Linked DNA regions of Homo sapiens: region 2 is linked to region 1. A link is a loop called in an ENCODE intact Hi-C map of the cell type or tissue named here. Cell type or tissue: GM12878. All regions are shown on one strand. Links, peaks and the distances in the headings refer to the core of each region. The heading gives the core; the rest is flanking DNA.

Region 1 (8,346 bases), core at 125-8,124:
ATCAATGTGATATATTACATTAACAGAATAAAGGACAAAAACCATATGATCATATCAGTAGGTACAGAAAAAGTGTTTGATAAAGTTCAACATCCTTTTGTGACAAAAACTCTCAACAAATCAGGCATAGGAGTTACACTCTTAACATAATAAAGGCTATATATGACAATCCCACAGCTAACATACTGAGTGAAGAAAACCAGAAAGCCTTTCCTCCAAGAACTGGAACAAGACAAGGATGCCCACTTTCACCATTCCTATTTGACATAGTATTGGAAGTCCTAGCCAGAGCAGTCAAGCAAGAGAAAGAAATAAAAGGCATTCAAATTAGAAAAGGGGAAGTCAAATTTTTCCTTTTTGCAGATGACATGATCTTATATATAGAAAAATTTAAAGACACTACGAAATAACTCTTACAATAAATGAATTCAATAAAGTTGCAGGATACAAATCAACATACAAAAATCAGTAGTGTTTCTATATACCAATAACACAGTAGCTGAAGAAGAAATCAAGAGAACAATCCCATTCACAATAGCTACAAAACAAAAACCAAACCAAACAAAAAACCTAAGAATAAATTTAACCAAAGAGATGAAAGATGTTTACAAGGAAAGCCACAAAACACTGATGAAAGAAATTGAAGAGGATACAAAAAGTGGAAAGACACCCCATGCTCATGGATCAAAATTAATATTGTTAAAATGACCATTCTACCAAAAGCAATCTACAGATTTAAGGCAACCCTATAAAATACCAATAACATTCTTCACAAAAATAGAAAAAAAAATCCTATAGGCCAATGACATATAGGCCAACGAAAAAGAATAGAGAACCCAATGACATACAGGCCAATGAAAAAGAATAGAGAACCCAGAAAGAAATAAGTCCATATATTTACAGCCAACTAACCTTCCAAACAAAAAAAAGTGACAAGAACATAGAATATACACTCGGGAAAGGACACCTTCTTCAATAAATGGTGCTGGGAAAACAGGACATCCATATGCAGAGGAATGAAATTAGAGGCCATATCTCATCATATGCAAAAATCAACTCAAAGTGGATTAAATGCTTACATGTAAGACCCAAATATAAAAACTGACTAGAAAAAAACATGGGGGAAACACTCCAGGACATTGATCTAACTATTTTATAGCTAATACCTCAAAAGCACAGACAACAAAAACAAAAATAGACAATTTCGATTATGTTAAACTAAAATACTTCTGCACAGCAAAGGAAACAATCAACAGAGTGGAAAGAAAACCTGTTGAATGAGAGAAAATATTTGCAAACTATTCATGTGACGAAGGATGAATATCCAGAATATACAAGGAATTCAAACAGCTTAACAGTAATAATAATAATAACAATAATAATATTCCCATTAAAAAGCAGGCAAAGGGTCAAATGAAGAGACATTTCTCTACAGAAGATACACAAGTGGCCAACAAACAGATATATGAAAAAATGCTCAGCATTACTCTTCATCAGGGAAATGCAAATCAAAATCACAATGAGATCTCATCTCACCCCAGTTAAGATGGCTATTATCAAAAATACAAAAAGCAGCAAAAGCGGCTGAGGTTGCAGAGAAGGAACTCTTACACACTGTTGGTGAGAATGTAAATTAGTACAGCCATTATGGAACGCAGTATGGAGTTTCATCAAAAAACTAAAATTAGAACTATCATACAATCCACTACTGGGTATTTATCCAAAGGAAAAGAAACCAGTGTATCAAAGGGATACACCTTTGATACTACACCTCCATGTTTATTGCAGCATTATCCCCAAAAGCCAAGATATGGAATCCAACCCAAGTGTGCATTAACAAGTGAATAGTAAAGAAAATGTACTATATATACACAATGGAATGCTATTCAGCCATAAAAAAGACTGAGACCATGTTATTTGCAGCAACATGGATGCTGGGGTGCATTATATTAAGCAAAATAAACCAGGCGCAGAAAGACAAATGTCATATGCCCTCATACATGGGAGCTAGAAAAGTCGATTTTATGGAGGTAGAAAATAGAATGATGGTTACCAGAGGCTTGGAAGAATGTGTGGGGGTGGTGGTGGGGGAGTAATGGATGATGAAGAGAGGTTGGTTAATGGGTACAAACATACAATTAGATAGAAGAAATATGCCCCAGGGTTCAATAGCTCAGTGGGGTGACTATGGTTAATAACACTATATCGTATATTTCAAAATAGCCACAAGAAAAAAATTGAAAAGTTTCCACCACAAAGAAATGATAGATGTTTGAGGCAATGGATATCCTAAATGCTCTGATTTAGTTATCACATATTGTATGCGCATATCAAAATATCATATGTACCCCCTAAATCTGTACAAATATCATGTATCATTAAAAAATAATTAAAAATAAAGACGGGAAAATGTCACTTGACATAATATTCTTTGCTTTCTCAAATTCCTGTGAGTGCATTAGAGAAAAATAAGTATCATAAAGAACGTTATTTTCTGGTGGTTTTAGGACTTTGTCTGTTCTAACATGTGTCTTCACTCAGTAGGCCAGAAGAATTAAATCTCCTGTTGTCCTCAATATGGTAAATATACTTGGCAGTTGGACTATCAGAAAAACTTTTTGCCCACTTTTAAATGCTAATGAATGCCAGAGTAATGCATTTTAGTGTTAGTTTTTGGTTATTAAGACAACAATTGGTAATATAGTCTTAGGTGTTACTGAGTACATAATATTTATAGAATATAGTTTAAGGATATCACATTCAATGATTTAACTGTGCCTTCAGATCTTAGCAGGAGTGTATAAGTTGCACACAAAGAATGTTTTAAAATTTTAATAAAATGTTATTGATGACATTGTCTGCTATATTGTTAAATGTTTCATAAGTATAGAGTAAATCCATTTTAAAGTTTTGTGCTAGGAAAAAGATGAATAATATATTTTCCTTTACATTGTCGGCCAGCGCATTTAGAGAAGAATTTTGTCTAGCAATGCTCCTTGGCTTCAAAATTTTCCAATTACTTTCTTATATTTATTTTATCAGTATATTTTAATTAGATGCCTAAATCTTTTTCAGAAGTAACTAGATTATGAAATTTTTCAATTATCTTAATTATTTAACTATAAATATTTTAACCAGTGACTCATTACCTTCCAGCTGCTGTTAAATTTTTTTTAGTGAAGAAATCTATACCAGATGGAGCATAGTTCCAAAGAATTTCTTTAGCAGCAATATAGTAATGTATAACATGTGTCCCAGTAACAAAGGCTTCTGTTGAAGGTTTCTGGCAATTACTTACTTTGAAAAATGCCTGCATACTCTCTGAAAAACAGATAGAGAATGTTATTAAAACATTAAGACAATTTTCTTGGTCAATACATATTTTCAATTTTAGCCAACAATATTGAGACTTTCTATTTCTTTGAGAAATGTGATGTATGAAATCAATGGAAAAATTTAAGATGTATGAAATAAGTACAAAAGTCAGGATGCAAAAATGAATATTAAAGGCATATATATTATTAGAGAATAATAACCAGCTTTGGACCAACTCTGAAGTGAAGATGGTACCTACATACTGAGAAGAATTTGAGAGTCCAAGAACATCTTCCCTCATGAATATGAAATTACTACTACTAGTCATTAATGAGTTAGTTGGTTTATTCAATTAACTAGTTGGCTGGAAGAAAGAAACTCAAGGCATGAGAAGATCAGTCCTGTGTTTTAATTTCAGAGCACCGTTGGTGGGAATGTAAATTAATATAGACTTTATGGAAGACAATTTGGCAAAATTTGTTAAAATTAAAAGCCCTGGCAGGCAGTGGGTCACACGTGTAATCTCAGCACTTTTGGAGGCCAAGGCAGGCGGCCTCACTTGAGCCCAGCAGTTTGAGACCGGCCTGGGCAACATGACAAAACCCCATCTCTACAAAAAAAAAAAAAAAAAAATCAGCTGGGTGTGATGGTGTATGCCTGTAACGCCAACTACTCCGGAGGCTAAGGTGGGAAGACTGCTTGAGCCCAGAAGATCGAGGTTGCAGTGAGCCATGACTGCACCACTGAACTCCAGCCTGAGCAACAGAGCATGACTCAAAAAAAAAAACAAAAAAAAACCTCTCTGCCATTATATAGTTTCACTTCTTGAGAGTCATGAGAAATATTTTCACATACATGAAGAGACATATAAAAAGGTATTAAATAAGGTCAGGCACGGTGGCTCATGACTGTAATCCCAGCACTCTGGGAGGCCGAGGCGGGCGGATCACCTGAGGTCGGGAGTTCAAGACCAGCCTGACCAATATGGAGAAACCCTGTCTCTACTAAAAATACAAAATTATCTGGGCATGGTGGTGCATGCCTGTAATCCCAGCTACTCAGGAGACTGAGGCAGGAGAATCGCTTGAACTTGGGAGGCAGAGATTGCGGTGAGCTGAGATCGCGCCACTGCACTCCAGCCTGGGCAACAAGAGGGAAACTCCATCTCAAAAAAAAAAAAAAAAGGTGTTAACTATAACATTGTTAATAAACCAAAAAGGCAGTAGCAACTTAAACATCTGTTTGTAGGCAAAAGGTTAAATAAATTACAGTACAACCAAAATATGGAAAACTATGCAACAGTTAAAAAAAAAAAGTTAAATGTATAGAGAATGCATGGAAAGAGACTTCAAGACTTTGATATGAGTGATGAAAACAACAGAATATTATATGCAGTGTGATCTACTTACATAAAACAAAGCACAAAACATAGCTATGTATTTTTATTTCTACGTGTTCATGTTTATGTTGTGTGAAAGTGCATAGCGAACAGGTTTTCAAATACTTGCACAAATTGATTACAGTGGCTAAGATGGTGGTGGGGTGGAATTGGACTGATGGTGTGTCCTTAAAGCAGCTCTCCAAAACTAAACACAAACTCTGATTTATGTGCTAATTTTTTTGTAGTGTAAGCACTTCCCATTGCAACCAATTTGAAGCTACCAATAATTTAACTGCTGGATTATTTAACTCTCAGCTCTTTTGAGCTGGAGGCTAATGTATACTGCATTAGACTTCTTTCACTTTTTCTGCCTGCTTTCCTCCACCTATTTTTCTGCCTCTTTTCCTCCTTCTCTTCTTCCATTTCTCCCACTTTTTTTCCTCCTTTCTTTCCTTCCTACCTTTCTTTCCAACAAAGGTCTATTCATATATTCTTGTAATTACTTAAAAAAAATGGAGTAAATTAAAGCGCAGAAAATCTTCAGAAGGACACAGAAAGAGGAGACACACAGGAGAAAGTGATGGGATCCCATCAGCCAACTAGGCTTTGAGGCGTTTTTTCACTTGGTCTAGGGCTGACACTAGTCTTTCTGCAGGGTTGAGGTAGAAAGACTGTCTTGAGGGTATGATCTGAGAATAAGGTAGATAGGAGGTATTGGTGGAGCTGAGTATATTTTAATCTGAAAATGATCATCTTTTCTAAGTGACAACTTTTTATCACTAAATTCAGTCCTTGAGTTATAATAGCCGTGAGTGGTTTTCTTTTTCTCACACAAAAAAATAAAGTTAAATTCTGTAATTCTAATGAAAATTATGTTTTTTTCTGATTGAAAAATAACACAGAACATTTACGTGATCATATATAGAGTTTTGTCATATTCAAGAATAAAAAAGATAAACAACAACATAACTGACCATTCTGTTATTAAATGGCAAATGTGGAGAGGGAAATAAACAAAAATAAGGAGGTTTACTTGAGTAATCAATTAGAATTATTGGGTTCTGCATAATTTCTTGCTCTGCTTCCCATAGGATTTTGATTCTTGTTTCCTCAGTTAAAGAAAAAGCTGTAATAATATCTGCTCTGTCTGACACTCAGGGTTCTCACTCAGGGTTTATATTCTCACAATGAATATAAAAGTTTTTGTAAAAACAGCAACCCAATCCTATATACTTAAAAGGATTTAAAGCTGTCAGGGACCTGGGCTCCATCACTGACTGTTTCCAAAAGGAATCATATCACCTTCTTGGATATCGGTTTCTTCATTTGTAAGGTAAGGCATTTGTAATGGGCTATGACCTTGGAAGTTCTCTGACTCTGTATCACGCAAAAGTAATAGATCACTACCATGTATCTGGCATCCCAGCATCCACACTCCAGGGGCCTTGGCCACCATGAAGGCATCTTCCAGTGAGGAGGGGAAGAGCATAATGGTGTCCTTTCTGTGATTCCGAGAGATCAGAGTTTGTCCGCGGAGGTAGACGGGGTGTATGTCAGCCACGCCACCCATGCCAACAAAATACCACTGGACCCTATCTTCAGCACACATGGTGAGATTGGGCAGATTTCCATAGATGTATCCATTTATTGCTGAAAACAAATGTATATTAATCAATCAGGCATGATAGATCAGTGCCACCTGGTAAAAATTCTGTGTATTTCCTCATCATATTAATATAAACCTCACAATGTCAACATTGTTCTCACACATAATCTATAACATCTGATTTGTGTTTCATGGGAAAGGAGTCCATATGCATTGTGTATGATGAGAAGTGAGGGGAACACAAAGGTTTAAAGGCAAGAGGAGAAAAAGTTCCTGAAAGGCAGGAAGCAGTGAAAAGGGGAAAAAAATAGAAACTAAGTTCATGAGAGAAGAAACCAAGGATAAGGGTGACGGATTATGATGACATCATTTCTGAAAAATTCTATGTTGGATAAAAACACATATTCATAAAATATTTGGTCAATTATGTCTTTGTTATTCCATATTTTATTACTTAAAGTTACGTCTTTCTTAGGTTTTTACTGTCTATTTTAAATCAGTATGAGACTTCAGAAAACAAATATTGACCAAACTTTACTTGCTATTGGACTTAGGGAATGAGCAGGCTTTACTAGTGATTTGCATTTGCATGTCAACCCAGTATACTCTGATTGAAACGCTGAAAAACATAAACTCAACTAAATAAACTTGAACAAAGGGAAATGACTGAATACGATCATAGAAGTTAGAATTATAAGATATTATGTATGAGAAAGTTCTTTTAATCGTACATTGCATGCTCATGCTCTCCTCAAAACGGGGATCACTAGTATTAATCTTGCCAGATTCAGTAAATGCACGAATATTTTCATCACTATACCAGCTTCTGCTTTCATCAGTTGTAGAAAACATCAGAAAAGAAGACCTGTCAATATCTTTTTCAGTGTCTCCATTCAGTGTCCCTGAAACAAAAAACACATTTCTTACTTTTCATGTAGACATTAATTAGAACCATTGTTACAGATACAACTACTTTTACGATCTACAGTTTTGTTAATTGTTAGGGCACGTGAAAAAGGTAAATGTTTGCGATGTGGGATGTCGGTTTTTGTAAAGTTTACAACAAACTTAAAAAAGCATATTACCTATATGAAGCCATATTTAAAGAATCCATACTCATCTTTACATCAAATCAGTAACTTTCTGCAGTGTCTGCATCTGATGACCATTATCGCGTGAGATTGTTCAAAGTCTAAAAATTTGTGTTTCCTCAAACGAAGGATAACTTTAGTTCATACCAATTTATTTATTCTTCTATGCTTATATTCAACAAATATTTATTGAATATTTGTAATGTGTTAGGTACTATGACAAGTGTTGGGTTTATAAAAGTGAACAAGACAGTTATCTACCCTTGCAGGGCATACAATCAAGGGTGGACGCCATCAATTAATAAGATACTATAGTGTGTAAAGTTCTATAGTAGGGAAGAGTTCAGTGTTTGGGAGCTGGTTAATTTAATTTTGGGTATGGAAATCTTTTCTGAAGGCAGTGACACCTCAGTTGATATTTAAAGGATGAGGAGTTTGCTGGGGTGTACCTGTAGAGAAGATTCCAGGCAGCAATTAAGATAAAAGGAATTTGGACTTTATCGTCAGAACAATCAGCAGTCCTTGAAGGATTTTAAGCAAAGGAGTGACAGACTCAGAATCATCCTCCCACCTTCACCCCCCAGACAGAAAGCCAAGTGGAGATGAATTGAAAGGGGAAGCACTAGAGACTGGTGGGGCAGCTAAGAGGCTGTTGTGGGTATCCTAGCAAAAAGATGGCAGTGGCCTGAACTAGGTTAGAGTTCGTGGAGCTGAAGAGAAGTGAGCTGACCTTGTGATGTGTACGAAGTAGAGCTGGCGGGACTTGACTGATGTATTTAGCAAGTGATGAGGGAGAGGGCAGTATCAAGAATGTTACCCAAGGTTTTGTCTCCAGTGACTAATTGGAGCATACTGGGGCCATTCCCCAAGGCAGGGAACACAGAAGGAAGGGAGAGATTCAGGGCAGGAACAAATGACGGGTTTTGGAATATGACGTATTTAGGTACGGATGA
Region 2 (8,346 bases), core at 38-8,037, 63 kb before region 1:
GAGCAGGGACAGACAGTGAGTATTTTCTTTTTTTCTTTTTCTTTTTTTGAGATGGAGTCTCATTCTGTTGCCTAGGCTGGAGTGCAGTGGCATGATCTTGGCTAACTGCAACCTCTGCCTCCCAGGTTCAAGTGATTCTTCTGTCGCAGCCTCCCAGTAGCTGGGATTACAGGCACTCGCCACCACGCCATTCTCATTTTTGTACTTTTTTTTTTTTTAGTAGAGATGGGGTTTCGCCATGTTGACCAGGCTAGTCTCGAACTCCTGACCTAAGTGATCTGCCTGCCTCGGCCTCCCAAAATGCTGGGAATACAGGCATGAGCCACCGCGCCCAGCCAAGTTGAGTAACTTTCAAAGGTCACACAGCTAATGTATGCACTGTGTACTCACAAAAAAACAGCTTTTTATAAGGGCCTCCAATTCTTGTAATACCTTGTTCAAAAAGTATTATACCTCTGAGTCACCGCTAGGAAAAAAAAAAGTGAAGAACCAGGACAATCTGAATCCATACTCTGTTTGCTCACCCACTGTTATTCTGCCTGCGTGCCTTGGCGAGAACAGGTCTCTGGACTCTGGCTGGGGGCAGCCTGCGGAGGGCTCTAGGACAGATCCTGCTTGTTTCATTAGTAGCCTGGGATTGATTGATTGATTGATTGATTGATTGATTTTGAGACGGAGTCTCGCTCTGTCACCCAGGCTGGAGTGCAGTGGCAAGATCTCAGCTCACTGTAAGCTCCGCCTCCCGAGTTCACGCCATTCTCCTGCCTCAGCCTCCAGAGTAACTAGGACAGGCACCCGCCACCACGCCCGGCTAATTTTTTTTGTATTTTTAGTAGAGACTGGTTTCACCGTGTTAGCCAGGATGGTCTCGATCTCCTGACCTCGTGATCCGCCCGCCTCGGCCTCCCAAAGTGCTGAGATTACAGGCGTGAGCCACCACGCCTGGCCCTAGCCTGGGTTTTATTTCTAAGGGAACACATCTTTAACTAAGTGCAGAGGCTCACAACTTAGTTATCTATTTAAACCAAGTCACATAAACACACAACACACAATTCCCCTTACCTCTTTGAAGAAAAAAATAACCATTTGAAGTCAGGTCAGCATGGGTTTTTGTTTGTTTGTTTGTTTTGTTTTTTGAGATGTAGTCTCGCTCTGTCTCCCAGGCTGGAGTGCAGTGGCACGATCTTGACTCACTGCAACCTCCGCCTCCCGGGTTCAAGCGATTCTCATGCCTCAGCATCGAGGCACAAGAAACTGGGATTACAGGTACGTGCCACCACGCCCTGCTAATTTTTGTATTTTTAGTAAAGATGGGGTTTCACCATGTTGTCCAAGCTGGTCTCAAACTCCTTACCCAAGTGATCTGCCCGCCTCAGCCTCCCAAAGTGCTGAGATTACAGGGGTGAGCTACCACTCCCGGCCGTCAGCAGGGCTTTTAATGATGAAAATTTACCATTGGTAATTTACATTTGGAAAAGTACTTAGCTGCTGCATTTTATTGTTTTATCTTCCACACGCCTACTTAACACATAGAAATCATGCAGTAGGTCCTGAAGTTACTATTCTTTCTGAGGTTGATGTAGCCCATGGGAAGAGTAAACCAGCCATATATATTCTGCAAGAACTCACCCAGGATGCCAAGATGCTCTTCTTCAGGGCCTCTCTCCTTTCGATTTGTGAAGGAGGCATCTGTGTACTCACGATAAACCAGCTTTTTATAAGAGCCTCCAATTCTTGTGGTACCTTGTTCAAAAAACACCGCTGAGTCACTGCAGGGGGAAAAAAGTGTTTAATGCTGGGGTTGAAGTAGAACAGAAAGCAGGTATTCACTTAAGGTGCTAATTGAAGAGAAAAATTCTGACCAGTGCTTAGAGATGAATATTATCCATGATTTATAGCAATCCGTACCAGTTACTCAAACAAAGCAGACAGTTCCAGTCCACTCATAGAAGGATGGTCAGTTAAGAAGTAGAGAATCATGGAGGATGTTTATTTTTTCAAGTGAAGAGAAAATTTTCAGAAGGGCCCCTTCAACCCCTTGACAAAGGATTCTACCATAGAATCTTTTTATCAAATTGTGAAATGTTTAAAAACACAGTGGCTAGTTTTTTGTTGTTGTTGTTGTTGTTTGTCTTTTTTTTTTTTTTTTTTTTTGACATGGAGTCTCGCTCTGTCACCCAGGCTGGAGTGCAGTGGCACATATCAGCTCACTGCAAGCTTTGCCTCCTGGGTTCACGCCATTCTCCTGCCTCAGCCTCCCGAGTAGCTGGGACTACAGGCGCCTGCCACCATGCCTGGCTAATTTTTTGTATTTCTTTAGTAGAGACAGGGTTTCAACATGTTAGCCAGGATGGTCTCGATCTCCTGACCTCATGATCTGCCCGCCTCGGCCTCCCAAAGTGCTGGGATTACAGGCATGAGCCACCATGCCTGGCCTTTTTTTTTTTTTTTTCAGGTGGAGTCTCACTCTGTTGCCCAGGCTGGAGTGCAGTGGTGCCATCTCAGCTCACTGCAACCTCCACCTCTCAGGTTCAAGCAATTCTCCTGCCTCAGCCTCCCGAGTAGCTGGGACTACAGGCGCCCGCCACAACGCCCGGCTAATTTTTTGTATTTTTAGTAGAGACGGGGTTTCACCGTGTTAGCCAGGATGGTCTCGATCTCCTGACCTCAGTGATCCGCCCGTCTCGGCTTTGCAAAGTACTGAGATTACAGGCGTAAGCCACTGCGCCCGGCCCCAGTGGCTACTCTTTATTGTGTATTAGCACTGGCCAGCTGCTCGGGAGCTTTTATTTATTTATTTTTTGTTTTTGGAGCAGAGTCTCGCTCTCTTGCCCAAGCTGGAGTGCCGTGGTGTGATCTTGGCTCACTGCAAACTCTGCCTCTCTGGTTCAAGTGATTCTCATACCTCAGCCTCCTGAATAACTGGGATTACAGGCATATGCCACCATGCTCAGCTAATTTTTTGGTTTTTAATAGAGACGGGGCTTTGGTATGTTGGCCAGGCTGGTCTCGCACTCCTGGCCTCAAGTGATCCACCCGCTTTGGCCTCCCAAAGTGCTGGGATTACAGGCATGAGCCACGGCGCTTGGCCAGGAGCTTTTGTTTATTAGCTGAAACTCACATGACATCGCAACAAAGTTGGTATTATTCTCCCTATTTTGCAAACGAAGAAATTAAATTTCAGAAAGGTAATTATTTGACTTGCGCAAAGCCACCTCATTCATCATTTCTTTCACTTGACAAATGCATCAAACACCTGCTCTTTGCTGGGAATCCTGCTATGTGTTGATGACTTAACCATAAGCAAGGTGGACTCTTCCTTGTCCACGTGGACCTTACATCTGGCAGAGAAGACAGGCCATGAACCCATCAATATAATACAGTGTAATAAGCACAGGGTATTATGGAGCATTTCTTTGAGGTTGGGGAAAGTGCAGTGAAGAGGCCACAAAGACATTCCAGAGGAAGTGATTACTCAAAACTACCTAAAGGGGAAGTAGAGTTAGCAAGATGAAGTGTGTGTGTAGCGCAGAGACTAGGGCAGGTGTATACAAAGAGGAAACTGCTTATGAGCAGGCTTAGAGAAAAGAGCGAGCATGCCATGTTCTAGAAAATATGGCAGAAGCATAGCATGCAAGACAGGGCAGAGGAGTGAAGAATGAGGCTTAGATAGATGGGAGATAAGCAGTAGGACCTAGTTAAGGTTTCAGCCTTCCATCCCAGGGCAGTGAGAAGCATTTGAAAGATTTAAGCATTCAGGATTAGCATTTTAGGAGGATCCCTCTGGCAGATGTTTGGAGAATGTGTTGGAAAATACAAGACTGCAGTAGGGAGACCAGTCAGGAGCCTGCTTTTCTAATCTCAGTGAGAGGCAGAGATGAGTTCATAGGTATTGGCAAAGAAGATGGAGAGAAGTAGACAGCCTTCAGAGATAGTTTCTATAAAACAAGGCAGTACTTGATGAGGAGAGGAGTTTGAATAGCCTCATCCATGTGGGGGTGTCACTAAGAAGTTTGAAATGCAATCTGAAATTCACTAGATCCTCCTGAGTTGGAGACGCAGCGTTGGGAGTAATCACATGTAGGTGTCAGTGTAGCATGGGACTTAAATCTCTGCTTCAGGAGTCACAGGTCTGGGCTGAGCAAGTCCTAGCTATCCATTTATTGTGTGATGTTGGATGAATTACTTAACCTTTCCAAGGAGGGTATTTTTAATATGGATGGCAAACAGGGCTTCTCTGAGGAAGTGATATATGAGTAAAGACTTGGAGCAGGGGAGTGGCATCATCTCATTGACATTTTTGAAAGATCACAGTACTGCTTTGTAAAAAATCGATAGTAGAAAAGGAAGACAAACAGAAAGAATGACTGGGAGGCTGTGGAAGTCATTCAGACATGTACAAAGAGTAGCTTGTGTACATCAAAGGACACTATCAAGAAAGTGAAAGACAACCTATAGAATGCCAGAAAATATTTGCAAATAACTGATAAGGAATTAATATCCTGAATATATAAAGAACTCCTACAGGTCAACAACAACAACAACACAAATCCCACTTCAAAAATGGCTGAAGGACTTAAATAGACATTTATCTGAAGAAGATACACAAATGACCAAAAAGTACATGAAAAGATCCTCAACATTACTAGTCATTAAGAAAATGCAAATCACAACCACTATGAAATATCACTTATGCTCATTAGGATGGTTATTATTAAAAAAAAAAACAAAACAGAAAATAACAAGTGTTGATGAGAATGTGAAGAAATTGAAACCCCTGTACATTGCTGATGAGCCTGTAAAATGGTGCAGTTGCTATGGAGAACAGTAATGTGGTTCCTCAAAAAATTAAAAATAGAATTACCATTTCTATTAATTATTTTGCATATCCAGCTAGAAGCGGAATCGCTTCTAGCTGGATATGCAAAATAATTAAAAGCAGAGATTTGAACAGTGATATTTGTATAACAATTGTTCATAGCAACATTAGTCACAATAGCCAAAAGGTGGAAATGACCCAAATGTTTATCAACAGATGAATGAATAAACAAAATATGGTATATACATACAATGAAGCATTATTCAGCCTTAAAGAGGAATGAAATTCTGATGCATGCTACAACATGAACAAATCTTAAAACATTATGCTAAGTGATATAAAAGACACAAAAGAACCAATATTGTATGATTCCACTTGTATGAGTTGCCTAGAATAGGAAAACTCATAGAGACAGAAAGTAGAATCGAGCTTATCAGGGGGTGGAGAAAGAGTGGAAGAAGGTTGTTATTGTTTAAAGGGTTCAGAGTTTTCATTTGGGATGATAAAAAAAAAGTTCTGGAAATGGATAGTGGTGACGGCTATGCAATAGTGTAACTGTACTTAATGCTGCTGAATCGTACAGTGCCACGTTTTCTGAAATGGGAAGCAAATTAATTGATTTATCTAATAGTATTCAGTGTTTTCTTAGGACTTTGTCAAGCATTTGATAACTTTTGAACCCATCTTTTTTCATGGACTCAAAACTCATAGTTCTCAAGCTCAGACTCTTACATCAAATACCTTAATAAATATTTAGCAGTCTAGTTACTCAATTTCAGATACCAATTAAAATTTTAATTGCTGAATTAGCCTTTTGTAGTTCCTTTGTGCGGGGGAGAGCATATTTTGAAATAGTACTCTTTTTTTGTAAATTACCTTCCAGGTGCTGTTAAGTTTTCTTTAGTGAAGATGTCTATACCAGAGGGAGCATAGTTCCAGATGATTTCCTCAGCGGCAATGTAGTAGTGTCTAACATGCTTCCCACGGATATTATCCTTTGATGAAGACTTGTTACACTCCTGGACCTGGAAAAAGGCTTGCAAACCGGCTGAAATGAAACAGAAAGAGGCATTGATTAATGAAGACAATGTTTCTCTCTCCTATTGCCCTGTAAACACTGCTCGGGTGATGACAAGTAGAAATTGAAGGAATAGACAGATAGCAACAGTACTATAAACTAGGGCAGACAGCTGTAAATAAATTAATGATGGAAAACTCAAGTTTAAAACAGATATACTTTGTTTTTTATGTACATACAGCATAGAGATATTAAGCATATATGTTTTCAAAATATGGTACCAGTTTCTGTGGGGTTTCACTTGGTAGTTCTTTCAATGAGAGAAAAAGAACAAATCTGTAGATAAGCAGAGAAGAGAGGCTTTGACATATTTTAAGGGGTTGCATTGGGTGGAGGAGGAGGTACAAGGAGGAGGTACCAAATGAGCTTATATTATTGCTGTCTTGTACAAGATGGTTGTGCATCTGCTGTGCTGGGCCTTCTGTGGCCCAGAGCATATTTGATAAAAGCAATTATATTTGCACGTCAAAGTAAAATATCTGAACTCCTATGTTAAACTTAATTTATTCAGTAGACCAATATTAAAAACTAATATTTTTCAAGAACAAGGAATGTTTTTATTGCCTAAGTTAAAGAGATAAAGGAAGGATTTATCGAGTTAAACTAAGGGATGGCCAGGCTCAAATAAAGAACAAAGTTAATTATACTTGACAGAAATAAGTCGAAAAACAGGGTGCTTTCCAGTGCAACATACAATTTTTCTGGATGTTACAACACTGGTATATTTTACAAAGCTGAGTAAGTATATATAGTACTATACTTTCAGGGCCAGTTGTTCTTTCCAAAAACTAATATATTTTCAAATTTCATTACTTTATAATATTCCTGTCTTACAGTCTTTTTTTATTACATTATTATATATACCATCATAGGGATAAAACTAAGATGCCAGTTCAAAGCTCAGATTATTTCAAAGATATTTAGCTTTTAGATTCTGATTCCCAGTAACCACCTTTTTCAGCTGACTGCTAATTTCAGGTAAAGATGTCCTACCTTTCAGATGGTTTAGATTCTGACAGCTGAGCATCCATTCTCCAGGGTTCTGGGCCACCATATAAGCATCAAACAGGGTAGCAGGAAAGAGGTTGATTGTGTCAATACGGTAGTTCTTGTTAGTCAGTGCTTGCCCGTGAAAGAAAGCTGCGTGCACATCAACTTCATTACCCATACCAAAAAGGTACCATTTTACTCTGTCTTCAGCACACATGGAGAGTCCTGGGAGACTTCCAAAAGTGTATCCATTCACAGCTGTAAGTCAAGAGCAGAGTTTGTGACTAAGAGTCATTAATGCTTGAGATAGTGAGAGTTACCTCTATATAAATAGAATCAATTTGGAATGGCAAATATCTGGCACACATGCTGGTATTCTTGCCCCCTATACTCATGTCAGACATTGCTAATCAATCACAGCACTCTTTCATTTTGGAACTGAATTCAGCCTGAGGATTCTTATCAATACCATATTAACAGATGAACACAATACTGAAGATAAAACCTATTTGCTGTCTTTGTTATAAACTGTACACATTGTGTGTGTGTGTAAATACAGAGGTGTGCATATATACATACATATAAACAAAACACACATAGAATTAATAGAAAAAAGATTGAATATTAGTATTCAATCAGTTATTCATCATGTTGGTAGTATGGATGTTTTTGCTTGTCAGAAAATTTCCAATTTTCTACCATAAATTTATTTTGTAAAAAGTACATAAGAATAGCTTTTTTTTAAAGATTGCAAGACAAAATTTTTAAGATTGGAAGAGATATGAAGGAGGGAAAAAATGTAGAAGGGCAGCAGGGACAGAGCCACAAAGACCTAAAAGTTCATAGGCAAGGTGGCCTGAAACCCTCAGAAGAAACTTATGGTCACTGTTCAAACTGGGTGGCCCTAAAAATTTCCCAAGTGGAAATTAGTTCTGGGAAGAATCCTGAGTGCACCACATGTAACACTGGTACCAAATCAAACCTGCTCAGGCTAGAATTTTGAGTATCTTTTTATAACAACTATTTTTGTTAGTACACAACAGAGACAGGATTAAAGTATGGAAAGAGGACCTTCCACCCAGATATAAGTAAAAGTTGGAAACAAAATCTGTACTTTGTTAACTAGTTTATTTTTCTACTTTGGTAGTATCGTTATTTTTGTGCTCTCGGTTTCTGAGTACAGGTTATTTTGAAGAAGTTAAACACAAACAAATAAACGAAAATATCTACTTATTGGTCTAGTTGTTGTTAAGGGACTCTGTTTCTCATGCAAATTATGAGAAATAGATAATCTTACTAAGCTCATTATTTTGTGTCTGAGAATTAAGAAAAAGTCTAAACTGTAAAAAAAGCATTTCTAGAAAAGTAAAGTGAACTGAAATGTAGAAACGAATGATGCAGACTAAGGGGCCCAGTGAGGGCAACATAGTATGTAAAACGAATACCTTTCAGAACTCGT

What was found. A loop is a pair of places that touch in the nucleus more often than their neighbours do. Peaks named below come from ENCODE experiments on the same cell type or tissue, not always from the same donor. Only the 100,000 strongest peaks of a DNase experiment are listed, where the experiment ranks them.
Region 2: it touches region 1 in a loop (2.0-fold over the local background); 8 of 110 quality-filtered maps call a loop at or near these places.

The regions. Positions count from the first base shown.
Region 1 is chr3:149,263,717-149,272,062 of GRCh38, forward strand. It overlaps the pseudogene CPHL1P. Among named protein-coding and RNA genes, the nearest start is that of TM4SF18-AS1, 17 kb to the right of the region's middle. RefSeq lists an enhancer at 5,828-7,027. In GM12878, for the core only: no CTCF peak of the experiment used is centred there; a DNase peak (open chromatin) is centred at 4,078.
Region 2 is chr3:149,200,473-149,208,818 of GRCh38, forward strand. CP (ceruloplasmin) reads right to left here. Exons shown (of 19, transcript NM_000096.4): 5 at 6,891-7,145; 6 at 5,696-5,867; 7 at 1,630-1,769. Among named protein-coding and RNA genes, the nearest start is that of CP, 17 kb to the right of the region's middle. In GM12878, for the core only: no CTCF peak of the experiment used is centred there; a DNase peak (open chromatin) is centred at 3,509.